2 separate regions of the Mus musculus genome follow, and region 1 is linked to region 2. A link is a loop called in an ENCODE intact Hi-C map of the cell type or tissue named here. Cell type or tissue: left cerebral cortex. All regions are shown on one strand. Links, peaks and the distances in the headings refer to the core of each region. The heading gives the core; the rest is flanking DNA. Region 1 holds the start of Sp2 (Sp2 transcription factor). Region 2 holds the start of Tbkbp1 (TBK1 binding protein 1).

Region 1 (16,185 bases), core at 4,710-12,709, 170 kb before region 2:
CCAACGGCTCGGGTGACTGAAGCTCCCAGCAGAACCACTCATTTGGGCCATCCTGTGGGTATAATTTCCTTGTGTTTGTTCATTTGAGACAAGGTCTTGCTATGCCCAGGCTAGCCTGCAACTCGATAAGTAACCTAGGGTAGACTCAAACTCTCAATCTTCCTGCCTTAACCTTGAATATGTTAGGATTACGTGCATCAACCATCCCCAGCCTGGGCCCCTGGTTTAGAACATCCTGGGAAGAAGTTTACACACCCTTTAAATCACCCAAAAGTACAGTCCAGACATGCCACCCAGTAAACATATAAGGAAGTATATGATCTCCTAACAGATTACTCCAAATTCACAGCCCACAAGGCTTAAAATGAGGCTACATAATGCTGTCAACCCAGAGGCTCTCACAACACTCCACAACACCTTCACAATAAGGTCTCTCTGCCTCTTTCTCTCTGTGCCCATTATCCACTTGTTCCAAAATAATGACTGATACTTTCAATATCTGCAAGCAAAGCTTCCAGTTGGAGTGTAGATAGAACAAAGAAGAGACGGACTGAAGGAAACTTAGAAAAAAAAAAAGTCCCATTTTTACAGCAGTGGAGTGCTCAGGGTCTAGAAAACTGCTAGAGTCTACTAGCTGGCTGCAAGAAACTTTAAAAGTCGTTCTAAGGGCCATGGTTGGGCAACACTTGCTTAAAGAAAGCTTGGGGATTGCCACATATGCGTCAACGGTCAGACTTGACACTGCTTGCTACAAGGGATTATAACTTCTCCAAAACACTTAACCACTTAGAAGAACTAAGATAGTCAAGACCAAAATACTAACTTCTCTACCTGCTGGAATGGATAGGCTTTTTTTTTTTTTTTGGTTTTTCGAGACAGGGTTTCTCTGTAGCCCTGGCTGTCCTGGAACTCATTTTATAGACCAAGCTGGCCTCCAACTCAGAAATCCACCTGCCTCTGCCTCCTGGGATTAAAGGCGTGCGCCACCACGCCCGGCATGGATGGGCTTTTTACCCAAACATCTGCCGTGTAATCTTTTTTACTGCTTCTCTTCCCTTTGACAGGCCTCCACAGGCCCACATTTTTTGATATCTTCTAATTCATGTATTGGTTTTGTGCTCCCTCCCTCCCTGTGTGTATGTGTCTTTGTGTACAAAAGTATTGAAGTTGTTTCTTTCCTTCCAGGTGAGACACAAGGCCTCAGGTAATCAGACTTGGCAACAAGTGTCTTTACCCACTGGGCCTTCTCAGTGATCCTGGCCCAATGTTTAAATCAAATCTAAGTAGAGGTCATCTATGTAGTATCAGCAGGGATGTCAAACTCTTCCCCTCAGAGCAGCTGGGTGCCCAGGGGAAGATCCGGTTATGGACAAATCCTAGTTAGTTTTCTTTGGCAAAGAGCCTGTGTCTTTAGCAGCCTAGCTTGCGGAGCTCACAATGGTGTCAGAGCAGCTTATTTTTCCCAATGGCTGTTGATTTTACTCAAAGAGGCAAGTAGGAGGACTGGAACTAGACAGCTCATCCGTCACTTCAGCCAAAGATAACTCATGGTCACTGGTATTGATTGACGTCTGCCTGGTCACTAGAAACCAAGCAAATTGGTACACACCCATAACCTCGGCACTTGGGAGGCTGAGGCTGGAGCATAGAGATCTCAAGTTCAAGGCCTACACAGATCACAGGACAAACACACGCCAGCCAGGGCTTCACAGCAAGACCAGGCTCCAACACCCTACCACCTAAATAAGAAACCACTGCAACACTGACATAAGCCCTATTGGGAGGTTCTGAGATCCGCGCTGTTCATTGTCCTTAAGAATTTAAAAGAAAACAAGACACTGCAGTTATACTCATCGCTACAGACAATGGACTTCTTTGTGTCAATAATGGAAAATGCTACTGTGTGGTCTGGGCTCTTGTCATCCCCTGTGCCAGTTCACTGTGAGCTGGCTCACCCTAACCTTTCTAGCCCTCCAAGACAGCTCAGCCGTAGAGGTGCTTGTCCAACATTTGTGGATTCAACCTTCATCACCACAGGGGGGTGGGGGGGGGGTGTCTCAACTCAGGGTTTTGTCCTCTGTAATGCCAAGGGCCTTCTAGGGCACAGCATGGAACAGCTGTAGCCTGTTCCTGCCAGTACACACTGAAAAGTTAATCGCCTTTCTACAATGAAATCTGTATAAAGGGGACCCTTGGGCCAATTCCTGGCTCACAGACCACTGGCTATGGTCTGCCTCTCTCCTCGTTGACAGGCCTCTACAGGCCCAAACTTTTATTTTGATATGTAATAATCCTGTAACCTCCTAAAAATGGGGAAAGTTCAGGAGAAAAAACCAAACAGAGTCCCCCTGGATCATGTTAGTTATGAAACGATTAAACATGACAGGCTATTAGAATCAAAACCAAGGAATGTAGAGAGGACAGGTTTCTCAGTCGCCCAGCGCAAAAGACAGTTCCTTTTCTACTAAAACTAGAATAAGGCACTGGGAAAGAAACCTAAGAAGGAAGGGAAGATTCTGAGCACCCTTAAGCCAGCAACGCGGATGAAGAAAAGCATCTATTTTATTTCTTAGGTCATCTGTTACGAGCGATAGCGCCTACGCTTTTTTGGAATTCCAGTGCATTTTTGCCCAACCCCCCCACCCCCCGCAAGGGGCATCGGGCCATAGCCTGGGAGCTCTGTCCACAAGTTCTCCAAACTTCTAAAATTCCAAGAGCTTGCAGATACTAGCCGCAGGCTCAAGGATCCAGGTATAAACATTAAAAGTCGGTTTTTCGTTCAGCAGTCATCTGCCTAGGGCGTTCCCTCCAATCCTGCCACCCTCTGGGACTGCGGTGGCCCGGCCAGCAGGCTGCAGTTCAGACCAGCAGGGCCCATCTGACTGGCACCACCTGGGTCCCAAGCCTGGGCTGCCCACAGGACGAGCCCGAGGGGGCGTCGGCCGCCTGCGTGGAGCAAACTCGGGCGCAGGCTGAAGGCCCGGCGCGACCCAAGCTGAGGGGGCGAAGGGGGTTATCAGGCTCGCCCTGCTGCCCCCGCCGCCTGCCAGCCCCGGAAGCGCCGCCCTCCCGCCCGGGGCTCCGAGGGGCGGGGAGTCTAACGCCCCCTTCCGGGTGCCTCCGCCCGGCCGGCCAGCCGCGCTCCTCCTCCGGGCGGGAATCCTTCCTCCCCCGCCCCTCCCGTAGCCGGGCCCCGGCGCCAGTCCCAGTCCCAGGGGGGCACCCCCGGTTCCGGCCTCCCCTCCCCGAGGCCTCTGTCCGTCTTCCCGACCCTTGAGGGCCGGGAAGACGCCGCCGGCAGACGCCAGGACCCACCGCTCATTACGACATCTTCCTCCCTGGCCTCCGCCGCCTCCGCCGCCACCGAGAGCCTGACACCGCCCGCCTAGCACCCGCCAATCCCGGAGCCCGCCACCGCCCGAGCGACGGCAGCTTTTACCAATGAACGCTTGGTACATTGGGGACCGACAGCATTTTCAACCAATCATTGGGAAGCATCTAGAGTGACGTTGGTCTGGCCAATAGAACTGTGAAGTGTCATTGATAGACGGTAGGAGTCGCCAACCGGAAATCAACGGGGGAATGAACGACGTATCCTTTAGCCAACTGGCGGGAGGCAAAGTCCCGCCTGCTAGGAGGTTGATGGACAGCAACAGGAAGCTGGGTGAGGAGGGGCTTAGCCGAGAAGTGTTTTTGTATTGGTCGTAATTGACCTTCCACCCACCTCTAACCCAGCAGATAAGTGATAGATCTGCCCTAAAGCCAATCAGAAGTGCTACTGTGAAATGCCCCGTAAAGAGCTTATACATCTCTCAATACAGTCTGGCATGGTGAGTCTCAAGTGTAGCTGTCGGATACGCGGTGCCCGGCCCCCAGTGAGCGCATCGCCTTCACCTCAGGCCCTCGCCCGCCATCCATCGCCTCTCGAGAGTCGACGACCTGGCAGGAGTTGGGTTACCTGGCACTTCCTAGAGGGAATTGTCATTATGTCATCTCAAGCCCCTGTTAATCTTCACCAATGTTTCGCAGAGCTTCCCTGATCCTCTCAGCTTCAGACAGGCGTGTTTGAGCCTTTATCAAAAGCAGATCCCTAGGGTCGTCCCTAGTTACATTTGCTATTTCCCGGGGGGCGGGGTGTGTGTGCCTAGAATCTGCATTTTAGCCTGCGCCTCAGGTGGGCAGAATTGCACGCTGGCATCCTAGCGACCCTGCTTGGTCTCTGCTTCATCTCCTCCTGTATGAGGGGCCGTGCTTGACAGGCACCACAGGTAGGTTTAGCTTTCTCTTCCAGGCCCTCTGCGAACGACTAACTTAGGCAAGCTGTACGTAGCACTCAGAGGGAATTCACGCTGGCTTGAGACCTGCGTGGGTAGGAAACCCCACACCCCATCTGCAGTGGACCCTTAGACTCTTGTTGAAGCCAGAGCACTCACACATCCACCTCATAGTACCACCCTTCCTGGTTGGTTTTGTTTTGTTGTTTTAACCCACAGTGAGAAAAAAATGTTTTACATCCAGTAAATTAACTTATAAGAACATGTAACAAAGCTTCCCAAATCAACATTTGAGAGACATTGATCGCAGGTAGATGAGACACATACATCCCTGCTGGGGTCTTATTTGCTGAGGATCAAGTCCCCAACACTAAGCATGAACTGTATAAACACTAAGCATGAACTGTATCGTCGAGCTGTTCCCCAGCTCTCATTACATTTTCTCTTCGCCTCTTCTATCTTCCTCCTCCTTCTTCCTGTCACTTCGAAGAAAAGGTTGCTGAGATAAAGTGATAACAAAATATAGAGCCAAGCTGGGTGGCAGTGGCCCAGGCCTTCAATCCCAGCAGCAGGGAGGCAGAGGCTGGCAGATCTCTGACTTTGAGTCCAGCCTGGTCTACAGTGAAAGTTCCAGGACAGCCAGGACTACACAGAGAAACCCTGTCTAAAACAAAAACCACACACACACACACACACACACACCACAAACCACAAACAAAAAAATAAATAAATAAACAATAAAGAGCCAAATGCTTAGAGTGTAGTAATTTGGAATTACCAGTCTACCTCTCTCTGGTTAGGTTTTGAAACACCAAACATCAGATGCTATCAGTTCTGGAGCTAGAATCCTTCACTTGGGGCTGGGAAGATGTCACTTGCTGTTCAAACACAAGAGGCCTGAGTTCAGAGCCCGTGTGAAAAGCTGGAGTTCAGCCTCTGTAACCCCACCTCTCACATGTGAGGTCAGGGCGGAGACCGGAGGATGGCTGGAGTCTGCCAGTGGCCAACCTAGCTCCAGGCTTTGTGAGACACAGCAACAGAGCAGGACCCAGTGTATGTCCTGCTCTGGCGTCCGTGTGCACATGTGTGCCCACGCACCGTTCCTTCATTGGGACTCTATGTCCTTTATAAAATCAAAGCTTTCTGCTTAAACTGGGTCCTTCACCCTTACACACACAAACACACACACACACACACACACACACACACACACACACACACGCACACATACCCTCCATGCTCTTGTCTTTCATGCCTTTCCCCACCTTTCTTTGCTTCCCTAGTCTTTTCTCTCAAGGAAAGGTGTCACAGTCCCTAAACACATAGGAGTTCCCTTTCTTCTTAGGTAAGCCTTTCCTTTGTCCTACAAAATCTGTTCTCTTCACTCCTGCCCAGTCAAGCTTCGCCTTGCTTGTGCTGGCTGCCCTGGTCTGTCACTGGCTTACATGAAGGACTCCCTTCTCCCACTCTTTCACTTCTGTTTGTTTCAGGGCTAGGGAATCAAGGCCAGGACCTCCCACATCGGAGGCAGTCTCTACCACTGAGCCCCATTCTCCCTCATGGCTGCCCTAAGGGACTGAGCTACAGTGGAAGAACTGGGCCTTCTATCCGAGATGATCAGGAAATGGATTCGGAGTTCAAGAATGACTTTGCATACTCCTACATCTGCATAAGACTTGTTTAGCCCATACATTCTGTTCCCAGGGCCAGTTTCCAGTTTGGCTTGCTTTGCTGTGTAGCCAAGGGCTCCGCCCGGATTCAGTGACTCAGGTACATTAGGGTGCAGGGGTTTTGGTGGGGAGGTGGGGCTGACTATCCTGCTGGGTGGAAACCTCTTCTAGGACAAAGCTGGAGGTAGCTAACTCTGTCCTTCCCAGAGGCCCTCTCATGAAGAACACATGAAAAGTGTGGGTGGGGGACAGTGAGAAAACCTAGGATTCACCAGTAGTAGTGATTGGGTGGTTAGTTGTTTTTAGGACAGGGTCTCAAATAGCCCAGGCTTGCCCAGAACTCATGATCTTCCTGCCTCTACCTCCCAAGTGCTAGGCTCTCAGGCATGGGCCACCAGACCCAACTGGTACCAATAGTTTTAAAATGAATGGTTCAGCCCTTTTAAAGCCTGTCAGTTTGTTTGTTTGTTTTTGGGTTTTGGCTATCTGGTTTTTTTTTTCGTTTCTCCAGGCAGGGTTTCTCTGTGTAGCCCTGTAGACTCACTCTGTACACCAAGCTGGTCTCATAGTCACAGAAATCCACCTGCCTCTGCCTTCTGAGTGCTGGGATTAAAGGGGTGTACGTTTGTTTTGTTTTTAGGTTATTAAAGGCACAGACAAAAACAGGGACCCTTTGTGTTTGCTTGTTTGCCCCTTGTACTGGGCATTGAATCTGGGGCCTCATGCTTGCTGAACCAGGGTCCACTGAACCACATTCCCTACCCTACCGATGAGTCTTTCAAGTTCATTCATAAGCCCCCTCAGACCACCGCACAACTGTTTTTTTCTCACAGGTCTCCATTTCCAAGAGACTAGGCAGCAGGTTCCACTATGCCTGATTCCTATACTGGGGATTGAACCCAGAGCCTCGTGCACAAAAAGCAAGTGCTCTAACCACATCAGAGTCCTGACTATACGTCAGACTCAGCAGTTCTGAAGTTGGGCTCCTGTCTCATCCCAGGATGTCAGTCCCTAGGATGGAGCCGAGCACCTATATGAAGAAGACCCTCAGGTAATCCATGTGTAAGCAAGGCAGATGTAAACAAAGCATTCCTTCACCAAAGGCCCTGAGCCAACCCACTCCTGCCTCTCCATCCCTGAAGAGCTCCTTGTTCCACCCTACCTGCAGTGGTGTTTGAAGAGCAAAGGTGGCTAGGCGGTTCCAGCTGTGTCTGCCCACATCACCCACGTCACAGCGCCATCTTGTCCCTGGTGGGTCTGGAAGCAAGTTCTGTCGGTGCTGCCTCCAGCTGCTTTGAGCCTCCTCCTAGTCCACGTTTCCACTCTGTCCCCATTTCTAGTGTGCAAAGTTACTCGTTCTCCACCACGTATGGTCCATGTTTACCTTGACCTCCACCGCGCGCCCTCCACTACCGGCACAGTGCCGCTGGCAGGCGCACAGCTGTTGGCGGTCCTTTGAGCACTTCTCACTCGGGCTCAGCTTGCTCCATGTCCGCTCTATTGCTTCCCTGGCTTCAGCTTCCTGTGAAGCCCTTCTGGGCTCTCCCTGCTTCCCAGCCCTCTCTGTTCTCTTCTGCATGTGGCTGCCCTTGTCTATCCAGAGTCCCCAAGGGTGCTGAGCACACTGAAGGAGACACACGGAGTCATGGTCTCTGTCCCCAGGAAGATATAGAAAGATCCACAAGGCTCAACATTGCTCTTGGTCTAGAAGCATGTCCTGACTGCCTTTGTCTAAGGGCAGGCAGCCTTGGCCTCCACACCGGGTCACACTCCCTCCTATGGCCCAAGTTTGACAGGCTAATTCTTCAAACCATTACAGCCCCCTCAGCCTTCTGAGGATGCTCACTTTTGCCTTAGGATCTCCCCATGGCCTCTGCCTCTTCCTTTTCCTCCTCTGGTTTTCTTTCTTCATTCTCTCTCCACCTATGGAGAAGACCCTCCCATACATCCCTGACGCCCTGATGCATAAACCCCGACAGTGGCTTGATGGGAAAACCCTTGGTTTGGGTGAACCATCCAGGAACGCCAAAGGTGGATTCCCTCGTATGTTCTAGCTCCCCACAGTGTGCATCCTGGTGCACACATACAGCCACCAACTGCCCGTGTTGCAAACCCAGGGATACCACTTCCGTCCCTTGCTGTGACCCCACAGCTCCCTCTACCCTTGGCCTTCCTGGCCAGGTGGATGGCTGCTGGCCAACTGCCACAGAATCTCCCAGCAAGGACATTCCAGCCATCCCTCCCTCCGGTAGGTTCTTCCTTCTTGCCGAGGGCAGGAGGAAGTGCTCTCTGGGCAGGTGTTGGTCCTCTGTAGCACTCACGTGTTGCCGCCAGAGGGCACCCAAGGCATTTCAGAAGCCCCTGACCGTGGTTTTACATGCCCAAAGGAGGAAACACAGATAACCTGGTGGATATTCTGGGCCTATTATTGGCCAGCCTAGGCCGTCCTTCATCCCTGGGCCTTAAGAATCCTAGGACCCCTACAAAGAGATTCCTTTAAGAAGAGCCATTTGCCTCCTCAAGAGAGCACATCCCCATCTGCCCGTCCCTCAGCGTCCCAGAAAACACCATCCACCTCAAACTCCTGCTGGCCCTCTCCTCACCATGAGCACATTTCCATGGAGCCATCAGGCTTCTCGAGTCCAGGCTTCCCACAGCAGACCAGGGTCATCCCTGGACTAAAAGCCTTTAGCCCTCACTAAGCAAGCATGGCACGTCCCCTCACCCCCTCCCCTTAAAGCTCTTGACCCCCTCTGTAATGCCACAATGAAATAACCTCCTGAGGGGTCCCCGACACTCCTGAGGGTGGAGGGTCACAGAGGCTGTTGGCAGAGCTCCTTCACCTGGAAGCAGGACCCAGCTGGCAGAGACTCGGGAAGTGGGTGATGGTGGCGATAACAATAACAATAATCATATTAATAATACCATCGGGGCCACAAAACGGCTGTGAAATACCCTCTAATGATCCCTTGTATTTATAGATCTCCTTCTCTTCAGAGCCATTGCCCAATTAACCCTCCCAGCTTCCCTAGGAGGGACAATTAACCCCATATTTTATGACCAGGGGAAACCAAGGCTCGAGAAGGTGCTGGAGTTGGCTGAGGTCACAGTGAATTGATGATAGCATAATTTGTAGGACGGCACTCCTGTCCTTTCCTCTGTACCCAGACCCACATACTTACTGCCCATCCCGCTCTGCCTGGCAGCCATCACCTCAATGCAGGGAAGACTCAGGACTTGGTCCAAACCACCTGCAGTTCTGAGGACAGAGGCCTTAGTTAAGGAAGGCTTAGCCAGGGGACAGTGTAAGCGCTGAGCGCCGAAGACATGGTCATTTCTGATGGGCATGGCTCCCAGTCTTTCATGGTCCTAGTCAAGACTGTTGAGAAAAGGAAGGTAGGGCCTTGGGATGCCCCCCCCCCACACACACACACACACACTCAGCTGCTCCACCCTACAGCATCTCCCTACAAAAGGCACGGGGCATGCCTTTTGTGTGGATGTGTGTGTGGTGTGTGAGTTCTGGTACAAGCACATGTGTGTGCATATGGTCATAAGAAGGCGATAGTTGTCGTCCTCAGTCTCTCATTGAACCAGAACCTGCAGATTCAGCTAAACTGGGGCCAGTAAACCCTTCTGTCTCCACCTTCCCCGAACCTGGGTTATGAATGTGCACACTGTTTTTGACATGGGTACTGGAGATCTGAACTCAGGTCTTCATGCTTGGGCCGCAAGTACTCTATCAACACTCATCTTCCAGCCCCCTGAAGAATATATCTTCAGAACAGCTATACACCCAACAGTTAACCTCTTCCATGCCACAGTACTAGAAGACAGCAAGGCAGTTCCTAGCAAGGAGAGAGACAGGTTAAGGAGAAGAAGGAGAAGGCAGGGGAAGCAAGAAGAGTTCTGGAGGGGGCTGGAGAGACGGCTTAGAGGTTACAAGCGCTGACTGCTCCTCCAGAGGACCCAGATTCAATTCCCAGCAACCCACAGGATGGCTCACAACCATCTGTAGCTCACACATCTGACAAACAGATGCATGTGCAGGCAAGACACCAATATCTACATACATACATACATACTACATATTTGACCTTTTGAAGGATAAGAGCAGTCTCGTGGCTCACCTGGAAGGGATCTGACACCACTAGGAAGAATGTGTGGGCAGGCCTGGGACACAGGACTGCATCTTAGCTTTAAGTTTCCATTTGGAAAGTATAAAAAAGAAAGAGGAAAGTCTCCTGTGGCAGTGCCCACCCAACATCCGAGTACTCAGGCAAGAGGACCATCATGAGTTTCGGGCTAGCCTGTACCACATAAGGAGACCAATACAAAAAAATTGAAAAAAGGAAAGAACTCGTGTTTACCTGCATTGTGAGGGTTTAACCTCCAACTCCATAAAAATGAGAAATAAAGATATTTTTTACTCTGCACCCAGGCCCAGGAAGCAGACCATCCTGCTGTTTACCGCTGAGAGCAATAGGGTCCCCTAAGCTGAGAATTCACTGTTATGAAAAGTACTGGTGACAGAACAGATGGTGGTGGAAGGGTGGGACTCTGGGCTGGAGAGGAGTTCTTGTCTTGGCCACTGAGGTTGGGGGGGGGGGGTGTCACTGTATTGAAAGGACAACAGCGCCAGCCAAAGCGCTCGGCTTGGAGCCTTTAAGTTGCTGCTCTAGCTTGCTCCTGCCCCAGGTCCCTTCCCACTCTGCCCCTGGCCTCTGACCCCTGCAGTCCCAGCCTGGGCTGGTTCCTCCCCTGGTTCCTGGTTTCACCTCTGAAACTCCAAGGCTCCACATTGCTGAGATTTTACTAGGGCTCCCAGCTGGGTCCCACCTTTGATCTGGCTTCAAAAAATCAAGAGCAGTAACACGGGGAGCAATTGCGGAGGAAGGCAGGAGGCAGGTCCTGACCAGCCCGGCCCACTCTAGTGAGAAGCTGGTGGCAGGGGGAGGGGTCATGGAAGCAAAGCCACCTTTCCTCCCTAACTTCCCTGGCCTTCAGAGTGTGGACCCCAATCCCAGCAGGAGGAAAGGTTAGCGCCTTCTCCCCACACTGGGTTTTTCTTCATAGCACCCCGCTGGACTAGGTTACCGCTCAACTTCAGTCCTTTCCCTACAATTTCCCTGGCCTGTCCCTGGGGAGTGGCTACTAACCACACCAGGTAGGGCCTGACCGTGGGCAAGTCCACCCAGCTGGGTAGGCACTTGAGACATTACTCAGATCGCTGTCCCCACACCAGAAGGACTCTCTTAGAAGTCTGGACTCAGGTGGGGAGGAAAAAGTTCAGCTGGGAAAAGGAAGGGACCAGCTTTCTGGTGCCTCCACAACCCAGTGGTTCAGGCTGTAAGCCCTGGCTTAAGGTCCCCTAGCATCCTCAGACAGAGGCCCCACCCTCTTCTGTTCAAAGACTCTGGGTCCGCATCTGCTGGAGAGATGCTCTCTCACCTGCCCTTTTAAGTGGTTAGCAGTGTGCATCCCCCATCCCCAGCTGAAGGTCCTGGGCTTCTCCATGCAGGTGGGGATGGAATGTAGGAGATGGCAAAACTCTCTTAAGAGTTCAGCTGCCCCCCAAGTAAAGACAAGGACTCCCCTGGACAGCCTCCTTTGATGTGGAAAGAGTAGGGGGTCTGTCTCAGGAGAAGCCTGACAGCCATGTTTAGCTGAATAGGAACTAAAGGCGAGGGATCTGGGCTCACACCTTCCATGGGGCAGAGTCACTTTGAGCGTTTTTTAGACTCTGGTTGAAGTGTGGGACACCACCAAGCCAGAGATTTTGTATATTTTCATGTCCCTATCTTGCCATCTGTACCCTTCTCCCTCCTAGAGAAATAACTGACATCCCCCACCCACCCACCCACACACTGAAAGTGTTGCTTACAGGTTAGGATTTTTCTAGGATGTTCGAGTCCCGTGCGTAGCACCTCACACATAATCTGGGTGTATGGGGGACAGGGCCATAACTGCTTGGTAAACATCAGCCCAGATGCTATGTTTAGCCTGCCAGGCTACTACCTGGAAGACCCCTTTGAAAGTTGTCCCTCTGTTCTCTCATCGTCCACCCTGCCCTCAGCACCTCTCCCTGACCTGGGGGCAGAGAAGAGAGCCCAAGGAATGGAGGAAGTTGGGAGCCACCTAGTCTCCAGGGGGCGGGATCCCAAATAGAGTGATAGCCATCACCCTGGCAGCTCCAACCTGTTCTATTAGGTGAGTAAGTTTTTTTTTTTTTTTCCCTAGAGGAGAAAGGTGAAGGCCTTGGTGGGGAGCTGTTCTGACTCTTGGCCCCTCCAGGCCTTGTGCAAGATCTGTAAATCTCTCACCACCCACAGGCTGGGGGGGTGGGTGGGGGTGGCGCTGAGCTGCTACCTCAGACTTTCATGTCAGGGAGGTTTTATGCATGTGTTGCTTCTGGCAGCCTCTGTGGCTCCTGCCCGGGGCCTCTCCCCAGCCAGTAAAAATCCAGCCCCATAAATCTTCACTGCCCCTCTGGGGGCTCAAGCTTAGTTCCTCCCACTCCATACTCTACCAGCGAACCTCTGTGTCTCCCCCCCCCCACACACACACACACAAGAGCCTACAGAACAGTGGCAGGGAACAGAGGCCCAAGACCTTTGCGAAGGAAGAAGGGACCCTCTCTGACCAGCTCCTTTGGCGTCAGTCACTGCCACACCGCTCGCAGAGCCGGTGAATGGTCTGTTTCCAACCGCCAGCGTTGGAAGGCCTTCCGGGGGTCTCTAGTGGCGAGGTGCCAGCATCCACCTGAGCCTCCTGAGACAGGTGGCGTTCCACCTGCCAAGCCCCCGGGTGCAGCAGTTGAGGGTGGCAGGCGGCCCACAGACTATGCTGTTTTACCGGATCTAAGTAGGGAAGCCAAAGAGTGGGAAAGACAGTAACAGTGGCTCACACTGATGCCGGCTCTGAGAGAGTCAGGGATGAAGCAGTTTGTGTTTTGAGATGGTCTTTTTTATGTAGCCCAGGCTGGCAGCAATCTTGTGGCAATCCTGGCTTAGCCTCTCCCACGTGCTAGGTTACGCGTGTATACCGTCACACCCGTCCAAGGCTATTTTATTTTGTGTTTTGTTGTGTTTGTTTTTATTTGTTTGTTTGTTTGTGTTAAGACAGGGTTTCTCTGTAGCCCTGGCTGTCCTAGAACTTCCTACATACAGCAGGCTGGCCTCGAACTCAGAGATCCACCTGCCTTTGCCACCGGAGTCCTGATATCAAAGGCGAATGCCAGCACCGCCAGGCCCAAAGCACAGTTCTTAACATCCAGGTCTGATGGGAAAGAACAGATCCTCACCCTGGATGAGACAGGTAGCATGTGCTGGGTTGATCCCAGGGCCGGGACGGAAGAGAAATGAGGTTGTGCCCCAGCGTCCTGCTGGGGAAGGCGGAAGGAGCGAGGGGAGCAATAGGACCTGGGCGGCTCCAGGGCTGGGAACAGTGTGTTCAAAATGTTCCTGGGAAGAAAATGCAGCCTGGACAGGGGAGGCGAGGAGGTGAGGGAGACTAGACGGTAAGAGGTTGGTGCCCAGCTCTACCCTTCCTAGAATCAGGTGTGGTTTTCATGCTGAAGGCTGGGCGAAAGAGAGCTCTGTGGTGAAAGGGCTGGAGGGGATACGGCCCCAGGGGCTCACGAACCACATGGTTTATAGAGATCTCCCTGACAGAGGAGAGGATGCTGGGACACCCGCCCCACCCCCACCCCACCCCCCGCGTCCCGTCTGAGCCGGAAGTCATCTCACAGGGCACCTCACCACTCCTGTCTGCCGTTTCCGATCAGCTGATCTACATCCTGTTGCTTTACTCCTACTGATGCTCAAGTCAGTGCCGGTGAGGGCCGAGGCTGCGTAGGTCCGTGGTACCAGTGTCTGCCATTGATTATTAAGACACTACTGCATGCGCGACACTACTCCAAAAGACTCCACGTGTGTCTATTTTTTTTTCCCCTCAGTCCCTCGGTTCACACACCTGAGCGTGTGGTGAGTTTACGTAGGGATCACGTGACTGGATGAAGCTGAATGACAGGAGTCGGGGTCCCCACAGTCCGGTTTCTGCCTTCTGTTGCAAGGAGTTCGCCTAGCAAGACTCTGGAAAGGGGGTTCCCCTGCACCTCTCCTCACCTCCGACAGCAGCCAGTAGGGATGGCCCGCCATTGAGAAGCCTGTCAAAGCTGTGCTCTCAGCATCCGGGCTGCTTCTGTGCTACCGCTAGTGCCCAGCAACCACCAGGGACTGGGCAACAGCAAAAGTGAAGCTGACTCAGCCGGTTTCCACCCCCGCCCAGGGAAATGGGGAGCAGCCTCGGCTGGACAACAACCAATTAGGCACTTTTTATTGCCCACGCTGTCATAATCCTTCAGAGCTTGGCTGGGAGGAACAAGAGGAAATGGGATAGGATGGAATTCCAAGATACCTTTAAGTTCGTCCCAGCCACTTGCCTGCTTCCGGGCTGGGCAGCCCAGGTGAGATCTGCAAGAAGGTCTCTGGGAGAAAGCTGGGTTCCGGAGGCCCATAGGCCTTTGCAGATACGGTCTGTAACAAGAGTCCTGCAGTGTCCAGGGTTCCTCTTGTCTTTTGTAACCCAGGAAGAGGAATCATCTCAATTTCTTTTCAGGATAGGGCTGGGACAGCTAAACTCATTTAGATAAAGAGGCCTCTAAGCCAGGCGGTGGTAATACACACCTTTAATGCCAACACTTGTGAAGCAGAGGCAGGCAGATCGCTGTGAGTGTGAGGCTAACCTGGTCTCCAAAGAGAGCTCCAGAATGCCAGGGCTACACAGTGAAACCCTGTCTCAAAACAAACAAAGTCAACAACAACAAAGAGAGGAAGAGAGAGAGAGAGAGAGAGAGAGAGAGAAAGAGGAAGAGGAAAGAAAGGAAAGAAAGAAAGAAAGAAAGAAAGAAAGAAAGAAAGAAAGAAAGAAAGAAAGAAAGAAAGAAAGAAAGAAAGAAAGAAAAAGAGAAAGTGTCTTTTTAGGAGAGGGCTAGGGGCTGGTGAGATGGCCAATCTGGTAAGAGCATTTGTTGCTCTTGCAGAGGACCTGGGTTGGGTTCCCAGAACTCCCTTGGTGGCTCACTACCATCCATATCTCCAGTTCTAGGGGACCTGACCTTATCTCACCTCTACAGATACCAGACACTCATTTAGTGCACATACAGGTATGCGGGCAAAACACTCACACACATAAAATAAAATCTTAGGAAAAAAATAAAAAGGGCTGTGCCTCACTTGCCTTCTTCCCTTTCTCTCAGTTGTGCAGGGCAGAGCTTTGTCCACAGTGAGTCACTTATCTGGTCCATGGACTGTGTGGCCTTAAGAGCCCACATCCTGGTTGGGACGGGCAGCCGTGGCCTGTCAGAGCTCCCATCTCCCCCTTATGTAGTGATATTTCATCTGAATTTGTGAACCCTGAGAGGATGAACCTTCCTTTGCGCAGTCCTCAGGAGATCTCTTGTTCATTTTGTGAGTAGGGGCACCATGAGGGAAACCAAGATTTCTGGATCTTGGCAACCATGACTGAAGATCCCAGCAGACCTAGCAGATGGCAACATAGGGGGTTCTAGCCAACCTGGAGGCTCTGAGCAGGTCTGTGGTTGAGAACCCTGGGGCTAGATCGAGTCTATCAGTTCCAAGGGATGCTGTGAGCAGCCCAGGATTCCTCCTGGGCTTGCAGTGTGAGTAGACTTTGATTTAACAGAGCTGAGCAGGCCAAGTGGTTTTGAGTTTCAGAACACCAAAGGACAGTTCTTCTAGGGTGATGTGCTTATCCACTTTGTTGTAGGTGTTGGGATACAGGCAGGTCTGTGGAGGTCATGATCTGTCCCAGAGTGTGGATTCCAAAGTTAGCTGAAGGAGGGCAAGGGACAAGGAAGTAAAAGTGCACCTGGGCTAAGCAGACACCCACCTTCCCTACCACGTGTAGGCATGGTTAGGTTCAGAGGAGTCCACTCACCAGTTCAAATGCCATCGTCTCCCCTAGGTGGGGGGGGCGGGGGGGGGGAGGAGGTGGCTGTGGCTGGAGCCTGGAGGTTGCTGAGTGGGAGGAGAGTTATCGCCTTTCCAGCCAGTTCAGCCCTGAATAAGGACAAAGTAGGGCTCAACAGATGACACTTGGTGTGGAGCCAGGGTCCTCAGGCAGCCTGACAAGCAGGTGAGAGGAGAAGGCAGTGGCCAGGATACATTAAAAAAATAAAGATGGGGCAGTATCCTTTGTCCACCCTAGGTCTTAGGGGG
Region 2 (16,185 bases), core at 4,711-12,710:
TGAACTCAGGAGCTGCCCCCCTTCTCTAGGTAATTTGGTACCAGCATTTCACTCCCAGGAAAGCCCATCAATAAAATTCCCACTTGATATGGAGTCAGCGGAAGTAAATGGAAGAGGAGGGTTGCTGATCCTGGGAGCTGAAAGAGGTGACTGAGCCATCTTTAGGTGGGAGGATGGGCGGGAGCCCCAGGGAATTACCTAGTACCAAAAAGACTGAATTAATAAGAAAATAAAGCTACCAGGAGAGTAAGGACTTCCTTTGAGAATTGATCCTGTCACGCTGGGGCTGTCCAGAAGCACATAGGCTGAAGGGAAGGAATGAGCAGGCAGGGCCTGCTAGGCTGACAGAGATCCAGGGGGCTATGATCAAAGAAGCCACACACAAGCCTAAGGGGAGCCCACCACACCATGGGAGAATTGCCTCAGCCAGCTCCCTCAGGTCGGGAGGGAAGGGACTAGTTTGTCCAGAACAAGCAATGTGACTGACAGAACTTTGGAAACACCTTCTGAGATGGTGTTATCCATCCCTCGTCCCTTGCACACGCATCCCTGTTCCCTGAGGATCCTCCCCTCCCTGCCCCTTCCCAAGTTCTACTTCACCCTCCCCTCTCACATCTGACAGGAATGACTGACTGCCCAGGGTCCAGAGAGACAAAGGCCAGGCCTTTCCCCAACCCAGACCGAGTTCTTGGGATCAAAGCTGGTATGTCAGCCCTGTGAATTCCATTAAGCATGCATTCGTGTGTGTGTGTGTGTGTGTGTGTGTGTGTGTGTGTGTGTGTGTGTGTAACTTTCACTATGAGAAGGGGCTGGAACCACTGACTCCTAGTAGTGCCTTTGGCATAACTTCTGGGATGAGCAAGTATTTACACTATGTCGGTATGTGTGTGTTCCAGGTTTGAACATAGGGGCCTCAGTGGTCCCCGAGCCCCAGTCACAAGCTAGGGTGGACCCTTTCCACCAAGCTCCCTCCCAACCCCCACAGAAGCCTAGCTGAGGGAGGGGTCTCCCTCATCAGTCCCACACACTGGGTTCTCACCCTCTCTGGTTGTCACAGCTCCACCCAGGCCCTCACCCTGCAAGGGGGAGGAAGCAAGGGGTACCCCTGGCTGGCCAGGAGCAGAGAGGATACTGAGGAAACCTGTTGGAAGGGAGGGAGGGCCCTTGGGATCCTGGGAACTGGTTATGCTGTGTGAGGGAAGGCTAGCTCCTCCCTCTCTGAGCCTCAGTGTTCTCTGGTAAGGAATGTGTGGAACCTGTATCACCTGCCTCATCTCCCAGAGAGGAACTAAGCACAAGGAAGTTTAAGCAGTTTCTCAGAGTGGGGCGGCAGGCCTTGAAAGTCACCGGGCTCCGTGAGCACTCACCTCCCGTGCTGCTCAGCACATCCCAAGGCCCCACAGACACAGCTAGCTCCCCTCTACCCATCTCAAGCACTCCTCCCTTTAAATAAACAGACAAGGCAGGTCAGATCCTAAATGAGGGAGACTACCTCCCTCCTCACAAGTCAGAGTGGGTAACCTGACCCACGAAGTTTTGTTTCTAGTATACAAACTCAGTATAGAGAACACAGAACGGGGCGCAGTGCCACTGAGTACATCTCCCACCCCACAGGGTGAGAGGAGATGGGCCTGGTCCAGATTCAGACTACTTCAGAGTCCCTCCCCGTTTCCTGTGACAGGGGCAGAGTGGTAAGCAACCCAGGCGCCACACCCCAAGAGCTAGGAAGAGAGGTCACTGAAATCATGTGGACAGACGGAGGGCAAACGATGGAGCCCTGGGATAGTCCCCTAGCATATGGGGTCGAGAGGGCAAGGGCTAGATGTGACTTACTGATCATCCCCAACTCTCTTGACCCAAGCCATGTCACATTCCGACTGGTTGGAGGCCAGATCCTGAGGAGAGAAGCAAGAAGTCAGAGCCAGCTTCACTTCTGCCCAGACCCCTCCCTCCTCGGCTACTCTGTGCAGCTCCAAAGCACCCTTTACCTGGGCCCGGGTCTCCTGCAGTTGCTTCAGCTCTCCCTGAAGTCTCTCGCATTCCGCCTGGAGTTGCTCCTCCCGGAGCTGAGCCCCCCGAGCCTCCCCCTGCGCAGCCTCCAGGGCCTCTTCCAGGCGCCTCCTCTCCAGCTCGCTCACACTTACACTCGTAGGGCCAGGCCAACCTGCTGTCAGGAGACAAGATGATGTCGGGTAGGCTCTAGCTGCCCCAACTGACTCCCAGATCCGCACAAAGTGAAACCGGTATGGGCAGGGACTGAGAGGAGCCAGAAAGACAAACAACGAAGGAAGGAGCAGATACTATTCCAAGGGGACTAAGAATGGGCTTGTTGTAGATTCAATCAGGGAGGCCGGAGGAGAAACAAGAATGGGCTCAGGAAGGTGTCTCAGATTAGAACCAGCAGTCGGGAACATCCTCAGGGGCCTCTACTCATGACAGCCTAGGGGGACTGAGTGGGGACGCCCTCTGCTGGCACACCCGAGAATTGCACGATCTGAACGGCCAAGGGATATCAGTGGGAGAACTTGTGAAAAGTAGCTGGGGAGGAGGAACGGTTGGAGAGGAGAAGGGAATAATTATGAATAAATTTAAGATACTGAAGACACCAGCCTGGTGTGATATTATATGATTGTAATCCCAGCACTGGAGAGACAGAATAAGGAGTATTACTCCAAGTTCAGGGATAGCCTAGCGTACACAGTAAATACCAGACCAATTGGGCTATGTATCTTTAAACAAACAAACAAACAAATAGAAAAAAAGAAAGGAAAAAACCAGAAAGAAAAGGAAAAAAAAGAAGCATATTGCAATGGGGTTTTCGGCAAGCCAGAGGTGCCCAGTCACACTGAAATGGGAGTTAAACAGAGACATGGAGAGCAGGAAGGTAGGAGTCACTAAGATCTCACCATGACCCAAGGCAGGTCCCCCTCTCAGAGCCAGATAGTGCAGGTCCAAGTCAGGACAGGCTGAGGCGGGGACAGCTGGGGGGCTCAGGCTGGAGAAAGCTGCGTCCCGGAGGCCCTGCTGTTGCTGCAGCTGTTTCTCCAGACCACAGATCTGCCGTAGATGAGTCTCTACCAGGGCCCGCTGCAGGGAAGACAGACGGCCAAGGGTCTACAGAGCGCCAGGGAGCCCTGTGGTCTCCCAAACCCAAGAGTCCCCCAGGCTGGGCAGTCATCACTCTCCAGACTGGAGCACAGACAGCTGGAGTGTCCTACACTCACACGACAAGTGGTCACAGGTATGAAGGCTCCTCTCACAGCTCCTGCAATGCAGATGTTTCTGGCTACTGGTGCCGGCAAGGTCAGAGCCAAACCTCCTCTGGGTCTTATCACACAGAGACATTTATGCCAACACTGGGCTCCAGGTCCAGTCACCCCAAACCCTCAGGGATGTGACTTGCATTTGCATACAGGACTTAAGCACTTCTAAGCTTTGTCTACCTCCTGTATAAAATGGGGATAGCAGTACCACGCCTACCTCTTTGATTGTTGTGAGAGCTAAAATGAGTAAATGTGTGTAGAGGGATATGAACAGTGCCTGGCACGCTGCGACTACCAAGCAAACGTTCCTGACTATAAAAGGAAAACCGTTTTACACAAATGTCCCGTTGCCGTCACAGCAGCTTAGTGAGATGGCTTACCGTTTTTCTCTGCTTTTCAGATGAGGGGTGAGAGCTAAATAACTTGATCAAGGTCACAGCACAGGAGTTGGCAGAGACCTTATCTCCTGATACTGCCACCTGCCCACACACAAACGGCCACATGGCAACTCTCATCACGCTTGTGCTGGGACTATGGAGAGCTCTGGCACCTCTCTTGTCACTTATACCCTCTCCCAGACACTATACTATACTATAGGTACAGGGTTGATGCAGTGTGAGAGCCAAATACACACACACACACACACACACACACACACACACAGCATCCTAGCCCAAGGTACAGAGTCACCCATGACCCGGATGATACTGTCTCATTCACACGGCAAAGCAGGCATTCACAGACAGGGACGAGTGGATACAGGGAGTGTGCACGCAGCAGAGTGTGTGTGACACACAGGCAGCACACACTCATCGGGTTGGAATGCACGTAGAGAATCACATCACGTCAGATACCTCACACACACACACACACACACACACCCGCTCTCTGGGCCTCACCATCTCCCCCAGCTCTGTCTCCAAGTCGCTTTTCTCCACGCACAGTTTCTCGTAAGCCTGGATCATCTCCCCGAGCTGCTCCTCCTGCTCCTTACTCTTCTGCAACTGGGTAGGCCCGGAGAGGTGTGCCAGGGTCAGGACCAGCCTTGACAGGGAGCAGAGGGGGCTCCCAACCTCCCCAACCCTATTCCCAATAGAAACAGGAAGCGCTGAAGCTGATTTAGGGAAGGCGGGGGCAGGGCGGGGTTGAGGGCAAAGTGAGGGAAGCAGGAGGCTAAGGGAGTGGGGTTGGCTGGGAAGCGAAGCAAGGGCTTACCTCGTGTTGGAATTGGTTGAGTCGTTGCTGCAGACTGACCTTCTCCACCTCCAGCAGGGAGCCATCCTTGAGTTCATACAGAGGGAAGCCATGCTCCTCTCCAAAATCAGTGATCAGCGGATACTGTGGGAGGGTCGTCCTCTGAGAAGCCTGGCTTCCCATCCCAGGACCGCTCTGTCCCCCAACCCCACTGCCAGCTTCACAGGCGCCTCTCCCCGCCCCCTCCAATGGGACCCACCACTCCAAAGCTGGGCTCCTCCTCCACCCCTGAGATTGGCTGCAGGAGCAGAGCTCCTCATCCCCAAGGCAGCCACTTCTTCAGGGACCAGGCAGCCTCCAGTGCTGGCCACCTCTTGGGACCCTCCTGCCCTTGCAGGCAACTACAAGCTCAGCTCGCCATCACATCTAGGTTCTGACCTTGATCTCATAGACTTTGAGGCGACGGCGGAGGGTGGCATTCTCCCTCTCCAGGCCTCCTAGCCTTTCCTTGATGTCTCCGTAGGCTGTGATGAGGGCAAAGTGGGAGGCAGAACACATGTCCCCTCCCAGGGACGGGTCTCCAGGACCATCCAGCCACACCTCACTGGGCCCCAAGGCCTCTTGGGTCAGGATGCTGATGTCATCTTCAAACATGGACTCCATGGTAAGGGCTTCAGCCCACCCTGGGCCTCCTGAGAGTGCAGGAACAGAGTAAAGAGGACCACCTGCTCTTTGTTCCCAACTCTTCCATGCTGGTCTGAGGAACCTGTGGTAGCTGGGGAGCTTCAGCCAAGAGACAGATCTCACAACTAACTCTCTCTCTCTCTTCTCTCTCAAGTTTCTGCCCTATCCCCTGCTGTGACTGCTTATAGAAGGAAATGGAACCAGATAGACGTCATGAGTGGAGTGGGGGACAACTGATAAACAGGACCAAGGATCAGGGGCAGGGAGGAGAGACCTGTGGACAGATGGGAGGGAGGGCTGCTGTCCCAGCATTGGCACAGCCCAGAACCTGCCTAGACTACTCGGCTTGGTCTCCTCCCCAGACCTCCCTTTTCCCCAAGTACCTCGACAGCCGCCAAGATTCCCATCCCAGGCCTCTGTCGCCTGCTCCTAAGGAAGGCTAGTCCCGCTAGGCAGCCTGGCCTCTGTGGCCCCCGCCCAACTTCCTCCCGCAGGATCCCAGAGTTCAGGAAAAGGAAGTGCCTCCCCAAGTGCGCCGGGGCTGTGGCAACCGTCCAGGCGCAGACCTACAGGAAGTCCTTGGCTGAGTGTCAGAGGCAGCAAACTGGGCAAGGGGGCCTAGGAGAACCGAGACCATTAAGGGAGACTCCAGCTTGTCCTATTGTGCCTGCACTCAGGGAAATGGGGAGCCCTGGGAGGGGGGCAGGAATGACTCAGGGCTCCCAAAACGAGTAGGCAGCGAGGGGGTGCGTGTGTACATCTCCGGGCCCTTGTTTATGAATGTGTGGCTGTGGCTGCCATGTGGGGGGGAGTGTGTGTCTGTGAATGAGTGTAGGTGTGCCGCCGTCAATGAGTGCTTTTGCGGGGCGGAGGACCGGGGTCAGCGCGGAGTTCGGGAGTGACCAGAGGTTGTGTATGTGTGTGTGTGTACGTGTGTGTGCGCGCGCGCGCGTGTGAGCACGCGTGCGTGAGCGTGTGGGTAGGGTGGGCACGTTCGGGCCGAGTGTCACGTGAGGCACTATGGGAATGTCCGAGGTGTGTGCGCGCGCTGGAGCGTGTGTGCGCTCCGGCGAGGGGGCTCGGTCCGAAGGCGCGAGTTCCGACAGTGCAGGCCTCGGGTCCCCCATCCCCCAGCCTCGGCTAAGTGCCGGAGCGACAGACGCGTGTGACAGGTCTGAGTAAGGAGCGTGTGCGCGTGTTTGAAGGGCTGGCCCCACCTTTAACCCTCTCTTGCCCACGCCACCCCTCCCCCTACTCTGCCGACCAGAGCTCACTACACACCCCACCCCCATCCCTGCCCACGATCTCCGGCCATCACCCCCACTCTCGAGGACTCCGTGTCCCCACACACCCCGGCCGTGCGACCCGAGCTGCCTTCCTCCGCATCCTGGGGCCGCGCGCCGAGCGCCCGCGCAGGCTACTGGGGAGGGGGCGCCCGTCCCCGCCTGGCCCCTCCGGCGGCCCCTTTAAGAGCGGCTCTTTAAACCCCCTCGGGCTCGGCGGACAGAAACTGTCGCCCCTCCCCTCTGTGGGGCCGAGACCGCGCAGCCCCCTCCCCCACCGCGGCCGGGCTCCGGGCGGGCTACTGAGCGGCAGCCGCCCCGCAGGCCGGAGGCTGCGGGCAGCGGCGCAGGACCCTTCCCCACTCTGCTCCCGGGCGCAGCGCCCGCCCACCCGCGCCCGGGCCCCGGCCTCCCGCGCCCCAAGCCGCCCCGGCCCGCCGCGCCCCTCCCCCTCCCCCAGCCCGGGCCCCGGCCCGCACTCACGGCTGCCGCGGGCTCCTGCTCGCAGTCGCAGCGCACCCCTCCGCCGGCTCCCTCCCCTGACGGGCCCCAGCGCCCCCACCCCCTGGCACCGCGCGCCGCTCCGCGCCCTGCCGCCGCCGCCGGGTCTCTCCCCACCCCCTCCCCTCCCCTCCCGGCCCCCTCCCTCCCGCTCGCCCGCCCCGCTCCTCCTCCGCCGCCGCCGCCGCCGTCTCCTCCGCCTCCTCCTCCCCGGCTGCTCCGGGTCTCTCCAGCTGGACCGGCGCCCGGGACCCCGCGGTTGCCACCACCACGTGGCGAGGGGCGGCGGCCCCCGCGGTGCGGTCCGGCTGAGGCTGGCAGCGCGCCGGGCGCCCACCAGCTCCCCGCCGTGCGGCCTCCCCTCCCCGCCGACCGGCGCAGTGTCTGCGGACCGTGTGCTGGGGCGCCTCGGGGCAGGACTTGGGGTTGCACATTTTGGAAAGAAGTGGAGCTGTTTATTTGGGGGAAATATTTTTATTTTTTTATTGGTCTTCGGAGAAGAAACATCACTAGACTATGTACTCTTTGCTCTCGTAGGAAGGGGCATCGAAGTAATCTATCTATTTGAACACAGAGACATTAGAGTTAAATCTAACTTTGAAAGTGAGCGTGAACTAAGGAGATAAAATGTTCATTTGGGAAGACGGACATCCCTTCCAAGCCCTTTAAAGACACTCCCAGAGGCCAGAAAGATGAAGAAACACCATACCTCGCCCTTTACACAAAGATTTGAGCACCTGCCAAACTGCCAGGCAGAAGATAAGTCTTTTTGCCACGTTCCCACTGTGTGTGACCTTGGGCAAGTTACTTCACCTCTGACTTAGACAGGAGATCGTTCCGGACAGGCCACCCCAAGGGGGAAAGAATAGAGATCAGACGCCAAGGTGCCCTGCAAGTGCCGGGGAGATGTTAATGAGTCATTTTCGTTCCCTGGTGGATTAAGAACCGTGGACAGAGGCAAAGCCAGCCTGACTCTGCTGGGAGATCGCCAGAGCAAAGCTCGAGGGCCCTTGCCTTGTGAGGGAGGGAGATGCAAACTCTGCAGGCCAGGCATAGGCTAGGGAAGGGGCTCTGGTGGGGGTCAGTACTTAGCTAGGAAGATTCCATGGAAGCTGAGTCCACCTTTCTGGCTTCTAGCAGAGTGCTTCTGAAAAGGGAAGGATGAAAGAAAAAGGTCTCTTGTTCCGGGGGAGCTTTGAGAAACAAGGGCAGTTGTCATCTTCTCCACTGTGGAGAAACATGCTAGGCTGGGTAAGCTGTTCCTCCCAGGATGACCGGCCCCAGTCTTGGACACTCATCAAAGGAGGGGGTTCTCACTGGCTTGGACTCCTGCTGGCCTGCTCCCTTTTATAGTCCAGAACACAGAGGCCGGTCAGCTATTTGCTAGCCAAGCAGGCACGAACTTTCTTAGACCGTATAGGATGACCCATCTATCCTGTAGATATGAAGGCAAGCTGATTGGAACACAGGTCGTCCCGCTCAGTAGACCCAAGGACAAGGTAGGTGTCCTTTTCCTTCAGGCCCCAGAATTTCTCAGGAGCCATGCAAGACTGGAGGCCAGGCCAGGTGTGGAGTTGTCTCCACAATTCCCGAGAGCACAGACATGGCCATGGCAAGTCCTCCCTTGCTGGAAAAGACAGTGAGTGGGTCGAGGGACCTCTGAGTACACTCTCCCGGATGAGTCAGCCCCTGCCGGCAGCTGCTTACAATGCAGGCCTCAGTGAGTCACCTGGTGCCCTAGAGCCTAGGCTCTAGGTGGCTGGGGGCAAAAGCCCCAAAGAATTAGATGAAACCTGAAAACTTGCCCTGGCCCTGATTCCAGCATATTCTGTTTCTAGTTCTTGTTCATGTCAGACAGTTCTGAGGACAAGAGCTCATCCCAGACCATGGTCACTACATTGTTCAATAAAATAAAATTATTTGGGGGCGTGTTTTGAGACATAGCTTCACTCTGTGGCATCAAGTGAGAAGCAGTCTTCCTGTTTCAGCTTACTTCTTCAGCGAGAGGATTGTCTGACTTTTAACAAAAATCTCTCAAACATCCATGACATACTGGACACTGAAAATAAGAAGTGTGCTCTTTTTTGCTCTCATGGAACTTAAAATCTGGTAGAACAAATACAAAAAAAAAAAGGAATTTATAATTAAAACAAGTTGGCCAGGTACAGGCCTGTAATCCTAGCATTTGGGAGACAGAAGTAGGTAGGTCTCTGAGTACAAGGCCAGCCTGAGCTACAGAGTGAGTTCCAGGATGGCCTGGGCTACACAGAGAAACCCTGTCTTGGAAAAATAAAAATAAAAAGCTGGAGGCTGGGTATGACGGTGCTTACTTTTGATCCCAGCACCTGGGAAGCAGCAGCAGTCAGATTAAAGGAAGTTGAGGGTGATGACCTCCGTCTGTAAATCTCATATTGGGAGTCGCTGGGCTAGGTGGTAAAGTCTCAAAAAGCAAGGGCTAAGAGAGCAGTCAGTGACAGGGCTCTTCCTGAGTGTGAATGTAAGGTGCTGGGGCAAGGGAGGAGTAAGCAAGGCATGGCTTCAGGGTTGTCTAGGAAGAGCCACAGATGACATGGCCTTGGAGGTAAATCCTGGAGGATTAGAAGGCATGTTCTGAAGAACTGAGTGAATAGAGGAACAAAACTGCGAGACTTCAGTTACTTCACTTCTCTGAGAGAGCTGGGTTTGCTCTAAGTCCTTCTAAGAACCATGAAACCAGCTAGGCTCCTCTTCTGGAGGGGACAGGAGAGAATCAGTGGAGTGGAAAGGGTAAGGGGGGGCAGCTAAGATAGAAGAGGGAGCTGTGTTGGGCACTAGTCAGTCTGAAACCTTCCTAACTGGCCTTCTCGGGTATGGCAAGAGAGGGAGACACTGCTGAAGCAGAGCTCTGGCAAGTAACCCTCCTGGAAGCCATGAGGAGAGCCTTTCTCCCACTCCCACGCCTCTTGCTCTGCAGAAACTTTTGTCTTTCCTGTCCCATTCTTGCCTGAAACGGAGGAAGAAGCGGCATTAGGCTGAATCAAAACCAGATGACTCAAATCGCTGGCGGGTAAAATTGATTAGATGTATGTGACAGTGCCACCTTTGACGCCACACTTCCAGGCCTCAGGAAGTCAGGGACACTGTGGAACCATCACGGGCCATCATGGGTAGCTGCTGGGTCCTGTGGACAGAGGTGAGGCAGTGGGGGAAGTCATTCCTGCACTGACTTCACACTCTTTTCCTCAGAGATTGTGCAGCACCACAGAGCAGCCACAGCCTCTGGGGCTGGGCTTTTGGGGGAGATGTGGTATGTTGTAGAGCCGTTTCACAACTGTCTCATTTTCTCAAAAACAATGTTTATTTTTATCCAAAGTCAAAGTTATTCATGTCCATGTTGCGGGGACACACCTGGGCATTTGTGCATGCTAGGCAACTGCCTGACCACTGAGCACATCCCCAGCATCCCAAACAAAATTACCCCAGTGGTATGTGCTACTAGCCCCAACTACTTGGGAGGCTGAGACTGGAGGATTATGAATTCAAGCCCAGGCTGGGTGGCTGACACCGATTCTTCTTTTTATGATTGATTTATTTTATTTGAGTATACTGTACCTGTCTTCAGACACACCAGAAGAGGGCATCAGATCACCATTACAGATGGTTGTGAGTCACCATGTGGTTGCTGGGATTTGAACTCAGGACCTGTAGTAGAGCAGTCAGTGCTCTTAACCACTGAGCCATCTCTCCAGCCCCCGACTGACAGACACCCTTGTTACCTCTGAAATAACAAAAAAATAAATCTGGACATACTAGATTATAGTATCTATAATCCAACAGTCAGGAGGCTAAGGCAAGAAAAGAGTTGAAAACCTGCCTGGCAGGATTTCGAGAGACGCAGAGGCCATTAAAAGCACTGTTGCTCTTCCAGAGGTCCTGTGTTCAATTCCTAGCACCCACATGATGGCTCACAACCATCTGTAACTACAGTCCCATAGGATCCAATGCCCTCTTCTGGTGTGCAGATATACATACAGGCAAGACATTCCTATCTATAAAATACATACATAAATACATCTTGAAGAAATAAAAACATGCCTGGATTACATAACAAAGATTCAAATGAGCCTGGGCTTGTTAAATTAAATGAAAATAGGGACCGTGCACAGATAGGGGCTGGAAGATGGCTTGTTCATTAAGAGCACTGGCTGTTCTTCAGAGGACCAGGACCAGTTTCCAGTACTCACATGGTGCTTCTAACTCCAGTTCCAGGGAATCCAACACCCTCTTCTGGCTTTTCCCAGCACCAACCATGTATATGGTACACGTAAAAATAATCATGTGGTACACATGCACACATACATACACACACACACATACATACATACATACATACACACACATACACACACACACACACACACACACACACACACATACATGCAATAAAAATCTAAAAGTAAAAGGCAGGGTTAGAGAGATGAATCAGTGATTAGGAACACTTGTTCTTCCATTAAGATCCAGGTTTTGCCAGGCTTGGTGGCGCACACCTTTAATCCTAGCACTTGGGAGGCAGAGGCAGGCAGATTTCAGAGTTCGAGGCCAGCCTGGTCTACAAAGAGAGTTCCAGGACAGTCAGGGCTATACAGAGAAACCCTGTCTCGAAAAAACAAAACCAAAACAACCCCCCCCCCCAAAAAAGATCCAGGTTTTGGGCTGGAGAAATGACTCAGTAGTTAAGAGCACTGCCTGCTCTTCCAGAGGTCCTGAGTTCAATTCCCAGCAACTACACGGTGGCTCTCAACCGTCGGTAATGGGATCTGATGCCCTCTTCTGGTGTGCCTGAAGACACAGTGTACTCATATACATGAAATAATTAAATCTTAAAAACAAACAAACAAACAAACCAACCCCAGATTTCATTCCCTGGACTCACCCAGTGGTTCACAACTATCTGTAACTCCAGTTTCAGGAAGCCAATGCTCTCTTATGGCCTCCTTGGGCAACAGAGAAGCATTTTGTATACAGACACACACACAGGCAAAACATGAACATACTTAAGTTAAAAATACTTCAATTTTTTAAAAAGAAAAATTTTAAATGAGAGATAGCTAAGCTGGGTAGTGGCAGTGCAGGGCTTTAATCCCAGTACTCAGGAGACAGAGGCAGATGGCTCTCTGTAAAGTCAAGGCCAGCCTGGTCTAGAGTAAGAGTGAGTTCCAGGACAGCTAGGGCTACATAGAGAAACCCGGCCTGGAAAAACCAAAAAGAAAGTTTTATTAAGTTATTGAATACCTGTGTTAATTGCCCATTAATATGAGCCCAACAGGAAATAGATCTGGGGGCTTAGCTCAGCTTACTATGTATCCTCAGTGCCTTTAGGGTCTGATATTCATCATTCGATTGATTGGCTATCTAATTTATGTTCTAAGTCTTGTAAAATTCCTATGCCTTCTCTTTCAATGAAATGTTTTACAAAGAAACTGAGGAATAAAAAGAGCTAATTGGGGAACTGGGGAGATGGCTCAGTGGTTAAGAGCACTGATTGCTCTTCCAGAGGTCCTAAGTTAACTCCTGGCATCCACACGTTGGCTCATACCCATCTGTACTGAGATCTGATGCCCTCTTCTGGTGTGCCTGTACTCATATAAATATATTTTTTAAAGGTCTGACTGTCTCACTAGAGGGTGGTACTCAGTAAAGAACACGGACTGCCACTGCTATGGAGAAGTTACCCAGAGTCTGAGTCTCTCATCCCCAGGATTAGGACAGGTTATCTCCCTGTCTGCATCCAGACCTCAGGCCGGTAGGGAGAGCTGAAATGCATGAAGACAGCTCAGCTTCGGGATACATGTGGCCAAGGAGCACTTGGAAAAGAAAGGTTGCCCAGGCAGGCCTCACAGGTTTCCCATCTGGGCTGCACTGTGCAGAACCCGCAGACGGGGCTGGGAGTTACGAAGTGCCACTTACTCAGCAGCCCTCTGGCCTTCCTGCCTACCAGGCACCATAGACTATTTCAAGACGCTTCTGCCTCAGAGGGGAAGTGGAGCAGAAGTAGAGATGGTTTAGTTCAGACTTCAAATAGTAAGAAAGTTGACCCCCCTTTGGCACCCCTAGTGAATTGAGTTTGGCAGTTATACAACAGTGTACAATAGCTCATTGCCTGGCTTGAGGCAGGATGATAGCCAGTTCCCAAGGCAGTATTAGCCACCCACAATCCTCTGAAACTACTTACAGGGGATATGATGTTCTCTAGCTTCCTAAAGGTATCTCAATGTGTATCTGCATGCTTGTGGTGCACATAAATACATGCAGCCTGACACATGTACACATAGAGATCATCTTTTTGCTTCTAGAAGACTGCACCTCACTAGGTCACCCTGGCTGTCTTAGAACTATGTAGAGTTGAACTCATAGATTTGTCTCTCTGCCTCCTGAGTTCAGGGGTTAAAGGTATGCACTTACATATGCAGCAAGAGAATATTTATCTTTAAAGTTTTATATGAGCGTTTTGCCTACAAGTGTGCACCTGGTGCCAAGAGGGCATCCGAGCTTCTGAGAATTGAGTTACAGATGATTGTGAGCCACCGTTCAGGTGCTTGAGAATTCAACCCAGGTCCTCTGGAAAAAAACAGCCATCTCTCCAGCCCCAAGTCTTAATAAAAGAGACCCACATTTGTAGTTTTCCGCTCATGATAACACACATCTGTAATCATAGCACTCCAGATGCCAAAATCTCAAGCTTGAGATCAACCCAGCAATGTAGTAGGTCCTGTATCACACCATTAACAACTTAGACAACATTATGATCTTACTGTATTATCTGACTGTGTGTGTGTGTGTGTGCGCGCAGGTCAGAGGAATGGATTCTATCCTTCTATCACGGCATCTAGCTGAATGAACTCAGGCTGTCAGGTTTAATGTAGCAAGTGCCTTTACCCCACTGAGACATCTTGTTGCCCTAACACAAAAAGCAGTTCTCAAAGGTATAAAATAATTCTCACTGCAGAGTTAAGACTATAAAAAGCCTTGGGACTGGATTTGAAAAATACCCATACTCAGTACACAGATTCTGGGGGGCAAGGGGAAGCTGACAAAGTTCTTAGCTCCTGTGTTCTCAGCTGTAAAATGGGATTAAAATAGTACCTTCATTACAACATGAATGACATGTAGTGTCTGCGAGGCAGTTTTGGGCCTGACATTTTATGACATGTATAATCTAAAGTTGAAACTGGAATGATTATATGTGGAAGAGTTGAGTCTTTTGACTTAGGAGTGCATTAAATGCAAATGAGTACAACAATTAGCCATACTGGTGATGCCTGAACACTGACCAACCCCGCTGTCATTGCTTCACTTTACTCAAGTTTAAGAGGCTATTCAGAGGGGTGGGCACATTAATATTAGCACACACCTTTGATCCCAGCACTTGGGAGACAGAGGCAGGTGACTCTTCTGGGTTCAAGACCTGCCTGTTTCTACAAAGTGAGTTCCAATCTACAGAGAAAGTAGAAAAATATAAAACAAACTACATTAGCAAACTTACATGATAGTGGAAAAAAGCCAACCACCAATGAGTAAACAAGTTTAAGACACATTTAGATGGTGCTTGGGAAAAAGCAGCTAAACAGCTGTGATGCAGGTAGAAGTCTTCAGGGTGGTCCCACACTCTGGTTCCCTGTCACCTTAGTCTAGCAACCTTACTCTGCTCCTTACACTGAGAAGACAGGAAGGTTGCTGTGACAGTCAGGATGCTGGTTTTCATTTCAGGTTGAGTGGGGACCATTCAAGTGACTGTCACACTGTAGTCAAGAACTTCCTTGACAGCAGTCTCAACTGAAAGCACACCTGGTTTGTGGCCAATGGCTGTGGCTTGTGACAAATTGCTCTCATACAGTAATCTCCACAATCATAAGACACAGCTGTTCCTCCTGCACACAGTCATTCCCATTTCTACTTTTGATTATGACATCTGGAGAGAGTAGTATATACAGGCTAGGTGTCAGAGCTTCCGTATGGAGTATGCAGTATGGAGGGCCACATGCAAGTTACTTTAAAAGAGGACAGTTAAGTCAGCAGGTATCACTGTTAGTCAAAAGGAGGGAGGAAAAGATCCAGTTAAATACAAGGTTCAGGAAAGAGAAACTGGCCGTTGTTGCAGGCTAAACAGGAAGTTTGGGTGGGCACTGACACTGGGGTCTTAGGCAGAGGACAACCGCCCCACATCCTCCTCAGTTTGCCAGCAGGGTGCACACACACACATATACACACTCTCTCCAGCTTCTTCCAAACCACACCTCACTGACACAGCAGTGACATCTGAAACAAAGAACGAAGCAGCAAAATGTTGAAAATAAAAATAAAGCGGACTTTATTCAGAAGATAAAGGTGGTGGTATCAGTTTTGGTTAATAAAGTTGGGCTCAAGTGTTTTAACAGGTCTTTAATGCCTTCACAGACTGGCATGCCAAGGGCATTCTGAATGCCAATTACAGATTGATGCTATCAAAGTGGATGGAATTTGAACTTCTTCTAAAGTCAAACTACACACATCTTAAAATAGTAAGTAAGGAGACTGCTTGGTTCTGAACATTAGAACACCATACTGAGCAAGTCCCTCCACTTCTCCAGTCCCTAAGGCAGGATCACAGTTGCCTCTGACAGCTAAATCTTCAACATTTCAACAGAGAGGGAGGACTGGGGGTAACTGAGAAAAATGAAAAGCAAAATTAACCAATGTAATTGGTGCAGGCAGATGCCACTTGTGGCAAACCCAAGTCTATCCGATGCCCATTTTCTTCACATTTGCACTGACATCTTCCCAAGCAGACGGTAACTACATTCTTGAAGGAATGTGCCAAGACTCAGGGTGGGGAAGGCCCAGACAGTGAGTGGACAGAATGCATTTCGCATTCATTTGCCTTATGTGGTACGAACTGATTAAGGACAGACACCCAAACCATAGAAAACAGTAGCTGAAGGTAACTAAAAGAGGATTAAAATGCGTAACCAGTGCAGAATAGAACAGCAAGGCACCAAGACCACAATCCAATCAGCCCATTTCCTCCTCTCGAGCACTGAATGCATCTGGGAGAAAGGATTAGTAACAGCACTTGTCAACTGCTTCCCTGGAACAGAACACGACAAAACACAGGCAAGGTCTTGTTTTCATCAGGGTTCTCGGTGTACTTCATCCTCTGCTGTCTCGCTAAGCAGCCCACACAGGACAGAAATGGGTAGCACTGAGGAATGATCACATTGTTTTTCCTTTCCCCCAATATTTCT

What was found. Hi-C counts contacts between places; a loop is a spot of excess contacts. Peaks named below come from ENCODE experiments on the same cell type or tissue, not always from the same donor. Only the 100,000 strongest peaks of a DNase experiment are listed, where the experiment ranks them.
Region 1: it touches region 2 in a loop (3-fold over the local background); 5 of 42 quality-filtered maps call a loop at or near these places.

Annotation. Positions count from the first base shown.
Region 1 is chr11:96,974,306-96,990,490 of GRCm38, forward strand. Sp2 (Sp2 transcription factor) reads right to left here and starts at 3,383. Exons shown (of 7, transcript NM_001080964.2): 1 at 3,316-3,383. The coding sequence starts at 3,322. It overlaps Gm51916 (a long non-coding RNA gene), which reads right to left and starts at 14,207. Exons shown (of 3, transcript XR_003949765.1): 1 at 13,919-14,207; 2 at 13,705-13,818; 3 at 13,337-13,425. In left cerebral cortex, for the core only: a CTCF peak has its summit at 8,270 (motif pointing right); a DNase peak (open chromatin) is centred at 8,281.
Region 2 is chr11:97,144,467-97,160,651 of GRCm38, forward strand. It overlaps Tbkbp1 (TBK1 binding protein 1), which reads right to left and starts at 5,609. Exons shown (of 10, transcript NM_001372531.1): 1 at 5,525-5,609; 2 at 4,896-5,149; 3 at 4,479-4,601; 4 at 4,163-4,267; 5 at 2,907-3,087; 6 at 1,989-2,167; 7 at 1,834-1,895. The coding sequence starts at 5,120. It overlaps Kpnb1 (karyopherin (importin) beta 1), which reads right to left. Exons shown (of 22, transcript NM_008379.3): 22 at 15,244-16,185. It overlaps Mir7235 (microRNA 7235), which reads right to left and starts at 1,953; the gene lies at 1,898-1,953. In left cerebral cortex, for the core only: CTCF peaks have their summits at 8,612 and 12,541 (motif pointing left); DNase peaks (open chromatin) are centred at 5,392, 5,910, 6,108, 6,616 and 4 more places; H3K4me3 peaks cover 3,242 bases; H3K27ac peaks cover 3,321 bases.